Regions from separate parts of the Homo sapiens genome. Here region 1 is linked to region 2. A link is an interaction called in ENCODE POLR2A ChIA-PET data of the cell type or tissue named here. Cell type or tissue: B cell. All regions are shown on one strand. Links, peaks and the distances in the headings refer to the core of each region. The heading gives the core; the rest is flanking DNA.

What was found. ChIA-PET counts read pairs that join two places held together with the same protein. Peaks named below come from ENCODE experiments on the same cell type or tissue, not always from the same donor. Only the 100,000 strongest peaks of a DNase experiment are listed, where the experiment ranks them.
Region 1: POLR2A ChIA-PET joins it to region 2 with 12 read pairs; 1 of 35 experiments calls an interaction of 5 or more read pairs at or near these places.

What each region holds. Positions count from the first base shown.
Region 1 is chr7:156,922,017-156,924,934 of GRCh38, forward strand. No RefSeq gene overlaps it. Among named protein-coding and RNA genes, the nearest start is that of NOM1, 26 kb to the right of the region's middle. In B cell, for the core only: no CTCF peak of the experiment used is centred there; a DNase peak (open chromatin) is centred at 1,345.
Region 2 is chr7:156,781,538-156,784,455 of GRCh38, forward strand. All of the region lies in intron 5 of LMBR1 (limb development membrane protein 1), which reads right to left. Among named protein-coding and RNA genes, the nearest start is that of LMBR1, 110 kb to the right of the region's middle. RefSeq lists an enhancer at 2,617-2,666. In B cell, for the core only: no CTCF peak of the experiment used is centred there; no DNase peak of the experiment used is centred there; H3K27ac peaks cover 472 bases.

The DNA of each region.
Region 1 (2,918 bases), core at 182-2,681, 140 kb after region 2:
TCTGAAAAACTCCTCTGCTGCTTCTTCCTCTGATTTCACATTCGGTAAACCTGCAAGTGCACACATTTCATCCCCTTGCAAGACTGTTGTCAGTGCTCAGTAAGTCTACATTTTACATAGGATGAGGTGATTACAAAGATGGCACCATGGATAAACGACACTACCTGTGTTAGCAGTTGTGACTTTTCCTTCTTTTTTTTTTCTTTTTCTTTTCTTTTCTTTTTCTTTCTTTTTTTTTCTTTCTTTTTTTTTTTGAGATGGAGTCTCACTCTGTTGTCCAGACTGAAGTACAATGGCATGATCTCAGCTCACTGCAACCTCTCCCTCCTGGGTTCAAGCAATTCTCCTGCCTCAGCTTCCTGAGTAGCTGGAATTGCAGGTGCCTGCCACCATGCCTGGCTAATTTTCTATATTTAGTAGAGACAGGATTGCGCCATGTTGGCCAGGCTGGTCTTGAACTCCTGACCTCAGGTGATCCGCCTGCCTTGGCCTCCTGAAGTGCTGGGATTACAGGCATGAGCCACCGTGCCCGGCCATGACTTTTCAGATGTTATCTAATAAGCCACTATTCTAAGGGGCAGGCACACATCCACATTCGAGTGCCGCCTCTGTTGTCTGCTCTTTAACCATGTGCTGCCATCTAAAGAATGAATGGATTCTGCTAAATTGGCACCAAGAAGTGAAGATACTGCAGAAAGTGGGAGACTAGAAAAACAGGCCAGGGTCACTAACCAGAAATGGAGACCAGAGCAGCAGCCCTCCAAATGGCAGTGTGCTTAATCAACGCATAAATGCTCTAGATGAACATTCCATGACAAAGTAACATTTAACAGCAGGAGAAAGGAGATAGAAGAAAGGGTTAACAGGCCAGGCGTGGTGGCTCACACCTGTAATCCCAGCACTTTGGGAGGCCGGGGCAGGTGGATCACCTGAGGTCAGGAGTTCGAGACCAGCCTGGCCAACATGGTGAAACCCCGTCTTTACTAAAAATACAAAAATTAGCCAGGCATAGTGGTGGGTGCCTGTAATCCCAGCTACTCGGGAGGCTGAGGCAGAGAATCACTTGAACCCGGGAGGCAGAGGTTGCTGTGAGCCAAGATCACACCACTGCATTTCAGCCTGGGCAACAGAACGAGACTCCATCTCAAAAAAAAAAAAAAAAAAAAAAATGTGGAGGTTCACAAACCAGCCCAGAAACAGTAATGAAGACAGAAAGAATCTCCTGGTCTGGTCTGCGTCAGGCAGCTGTGGTCTTGCACGGAAGTCTTTAATGTGGCAGAGCCTGGTCTGGTCTGCGTCAGGCAGCTGTGGTCTTGCACGGAAGTCTTTAATGTGGCAGAGCCTTTGGGGCCGACGCCAGGTGATCATGAGTGACAGCAAGACCGGGTCTGTCGAGATGGCTGTGTCTAGCTGGTTACGTCACGCTCGTTCATGGCCACGGAGCCCACTGGCAAGGATGCTAGTGGAAGAGTGTGCTTGGTTACATCCTTATCTGGTTGGATGCAGACTTTATCGATCAGGCACAATATCTGGTCCCTGTTGGCAAAGTGCCTTTTGAAATGTAAGATGGAGTCTTTTTCTAAGATGGAGTCACTTATGTCAAGGCGCTCTACACATGGGGACAATTTCAATGGAGAAGATTGAGAAACAAAAATAGGGCCGGGCACGGTGGCTCACACCTGTAATCCCAGCACTTTGGGAGGCCAAGGCGGGTGGATCACCCAAGGTCAGGAGTTCAAGACCAGCCTGACCAACATGGTGAAACCCCGTCTCTACTAAAAATACAAAAATTAGCTGGGCGTTGTGGCAGGCACCTATAATCCCAGCTACTTGGGAGTCTGAGGCAGGAGAATTGCTTGAACCCAGGAGGTAGAGGTTGCAGTGAGCTGAGATCGTGCCACTGCACTCCAGGCTGGGTGACAGAGCGAGACTCCGACTCAAAAAAAAAAAAAAAAAAAAGCCCCCAGCTGACTGAACAGACCTTGTGTTGGCGAAGGGGAGAAGACTTGGACGCCATGACGGGTTGGGAATTGGTCCCTCTCCCTCACTTCCCGGCCTTAGGCTCTCTTCACTAAGGGCTGAAAGAAACGGATCCTTTCAAAAGGCTCCTCCCCAACTTCGTGGGTTGATTACTGATCTGCCCAGGTACAGAACAAAGACAAGATGAGATCAATTGTTCCTTCACCCCTCCCTGGGCCCTTCCTTTTCTTCAAATGTTTGCCTTATGTTGCGTGAAATGTAGATTTACTTGGCACTAACTACAGTCTCCCAAGTATATAATCATTTGTCTCATTGCCACCCCCCACCTTTTAAGGAAACTATAGAAATACTCCTGAGAACCTCTTTGGAAGAAACAGCCACAGATGTGTCTGTGGTGGGTATTCTTCCTGGGAGTGCCCTCAGCTGGCTCAGTAACCCCGATGATCTGAGACTTATGCCTCAGTCGCTCATTTTGGTTGTCAGGATGAAAACAGCTCTAGAGACCAATGGTGGTGATGATTGCTCAGCAGTAAGAATGGATTTGATGTCACTGAACTATACACTTGAAATGGTTAAAATGGTAAATTTCATATTATGTACATTACCACAATAAAAAAAAAGTCACGACAACATATATCTGTAGCATACTGAACTATTTCTGGGAAAAAATTCTGTGTCAGAGATTTCACTCCAAAATAATCCAACAGGAAAGGGAAAGATGGAGGGATGGGTGGGGTGCGGATGAAGCTGGATGGATTGAACATTGGTTAAGCTGAGTGGTGGGTATGTGGGGGCTAATTACATGATTCTCTCTACTTTTGTATGTTGTAACATTTTCATAATAAAAAGTTAAGCAATAAAATGAGTTGGCCGGGCACGGTGGCTCACGCCTGTAATCCCAGCACTTTGGGAGGCTGAGGCGGGCGGATCACGAGGTC
Region 2 (2,918 bases), core at 314-2,813:
GAAAATCAGCAAGTTGGCATTTGGTTTTATGTATCAGCCTCTGTTTAGCTAATGTGAGCTGATCATCAAGGGATACAAATCACCCTTTTCCCTTTCTATTTTAAAATAAAAGTTTACTATTTAGCTTTACATGTCTATTAAATACCCATGGATATACTACCCAACTAGAACAAACATTACCATGACCATCCTCCCAACCAAGTCAACCTTCTGCACCAACCTACCCACAGGTAACCACAAAACACTGCCATGTTTATCATCCATTTGCGTTTTTTAAAATTGTGGTGAAATATGCATAACATAAAGTTCACCATCGTAACCATTTTTAAGTGTACAGTTCAGTGGCATTACTACATTCACACTGTTATGGTACCATCACCACCACCCATCTCCAGAATGCTTTTCATATTCACCAACTGAAACTCTGTACCCATTAAACAATAACTTCCCCCCCAATACACAATCCCTGGCAACCACTATGCTACTTTCTGTTTCTACAACTTTGACAATGCTATAGGTATCTCATTTAAGGAGAATCATATAGAATTTGTCCTTTTGTGACTGGACTGTTTAACTTAGCAAGGTTCATCCACGTTGTAGCATGTGTCATAATTTCCTTCTTTAGGGCTGAATAATACTTCATTGTATGGATATATCACGTGTGGTTTACTCATTATTCATCATACACAGTTGGATTGCTTCCACCATTTAGGTATTGTGAATAATGCTGCTATGAACATGGGTGTACATGTATGTGTTGGAGTTCCTGCCTTCAATTCTTTTAGATGTATATCCAGAAGTGGAATTGCTGGATCAGATGGTAATTCCATTTTTAATTTTTTAACAAATCGTCATATTGTTTTCCACACCAGCTCTTCCGTTTTACCTTTCCACCAACAATGCACAATATTCCCAATTCCTCCACATCCTTACCAATGCTTGCTGTTTTCTGGGTTTGGCTAGTAGTCATCCTACTAGGAGGTATCTCATTGCAGTTTTGTTTGTTTGTTTGTTTGTTTGTTTTTGAAACAGGGTCTCACTTTGTCATCCAGGCTGGAGTGCAGTGGTACAATCTCGGCTCCCTGAAACCTCCACCTCCCAGGTTCAAGCGATTCTCCCGCCTCAGCTACCCAAGTAGCTGGGATTACAGGCACACGCCACCATGCCCAGCTAATTTTTGTATTTTTACTAGAGACAGGGTTTTGCCATATTGGCCGGGCTGGTCTCAAACTCTTGGCCTCAAGTGATCCTCCTGCCTCAGCTTCCCAAAATGGAGGGATTACAGGAATGAGCCACTGGGCCTAGCCTCATTGTAGTTTTGATCTGCATTTCCCTAGTGATTAGTGATGGTGATAATCTTTTTATGTGCTTATTGGCCATTTGTGTATCTTCTTTGGATAGACTTTGGATGTCTATTCAGTTTCTTTGCCTATCTTGTAATATTTGATAGAGGAAGTTCCATCACCTAGTTCTTCAAAATTGCTCCGGCTATTCTTGGCTTTCTGCACTTCCATTAAATTTTTACTACCTGCTTGTCACATTCTATAAGAAAACTTTGCAGAATTTTTATTAGAATTGCAAAAACTCTAAAAATTATGAACACAGAATATCTATCAATTTATTTAGGTTTTCTTCAACATCTTTCTTTTTTTGAGACAGGGTCTTCCTTTATCACCAAAAGTGAAGTGCAGTGGTACAATCATGGCTCACTGCAGCTTCAAACTCCTGGGCTCAAGCAATCCTCCCACCTTTGCCTCCCGAGAAGCTGGGACTACAGGCATGCACCAACCAGGCTCAGTTAATTTTTTTTATTTTGTATTTTGTAGAGACAGGGCCTCGCTATGTTGCCCAGGCTAGTCTCGAACTCCTGGCCTCCTGCGATTCTCCCACCTCAGCCTCCCAAAGTGCTGGGATTATAGGCATGAGCCACTGTGTCCAACCAACATCTTTCAATAAGATTTTTTGTTTCCATTATTGTTTCCATAAAGGCTTTAAATATCATTCGTTAGATTTATTTCAACATACCTTAGGCTGTCTTGCTATTATAATTGATTTTCAGTTTGTTGCTGGTATTTATTGATTTTTTTAAATATATTAATCCTTGTACCCAGCATCCTTGTTAAATTTTTTTATTTGAATAATCTATTTTTAAATTCAGCTGAGCTTGACTTTCTAGTTTTATTTGCCGCTATGCAGTTTCATTAGGACTCATGTACAGGTAGTGCATGAAAACATTCCTATCCCTTCTAGACACTGCTCTTACCCATAACAGGAAAGAAAGAAGACAGCTCCTTCAATGGTGTAAGAGATCAGGCCATGTCAGCTCATCAACTTCATCATCAAAGTGTATGTGTAGAATTTGCTTCAGAAATGAAAGTCTTTTTTGTCAGATAATACCTTCGTAATTATCACTCTTCTTGTTGTATTTTGTTTATTTTTTGTTATTTTGGGTTTTTTTCTGTTTTTTTTTTTTTTACAGCATCACACTATAATACTAGCTTGCTTCTAAAAGTGGTAACCAGCTCTGAATGGTGTAGAATGACTCAGCAGCATGCATTTCTGGCAATACTGAGGACTAGATATCCTTAAGTTTTTCTGTTAAAGAAAATCCCCTAGATAATATATTAAAAGTCTCCTTGAAATATTTTTTGTCTACTAACTCTTTGAGTAATACACCGAGTTTGGGGCCTCTCACGGTGTTGGCTTTTCTCAAATGTTTGTTCGTCTTTGAATTCTCTGTTCATCTCCGTATTTAAGAACTCTTGTCCTGCTTGTTCTCCCTATCATCTCCTGCCTCTGATGATACTGAATTTAGTGAATAGATCTAGAGAGTGGACGGAGGCAGGCAGGACTAATTCTGGGAGCTGTCTTGTATGTTGGTGGACCTTTATGAGCATTAACATGAACTCTCACATCAC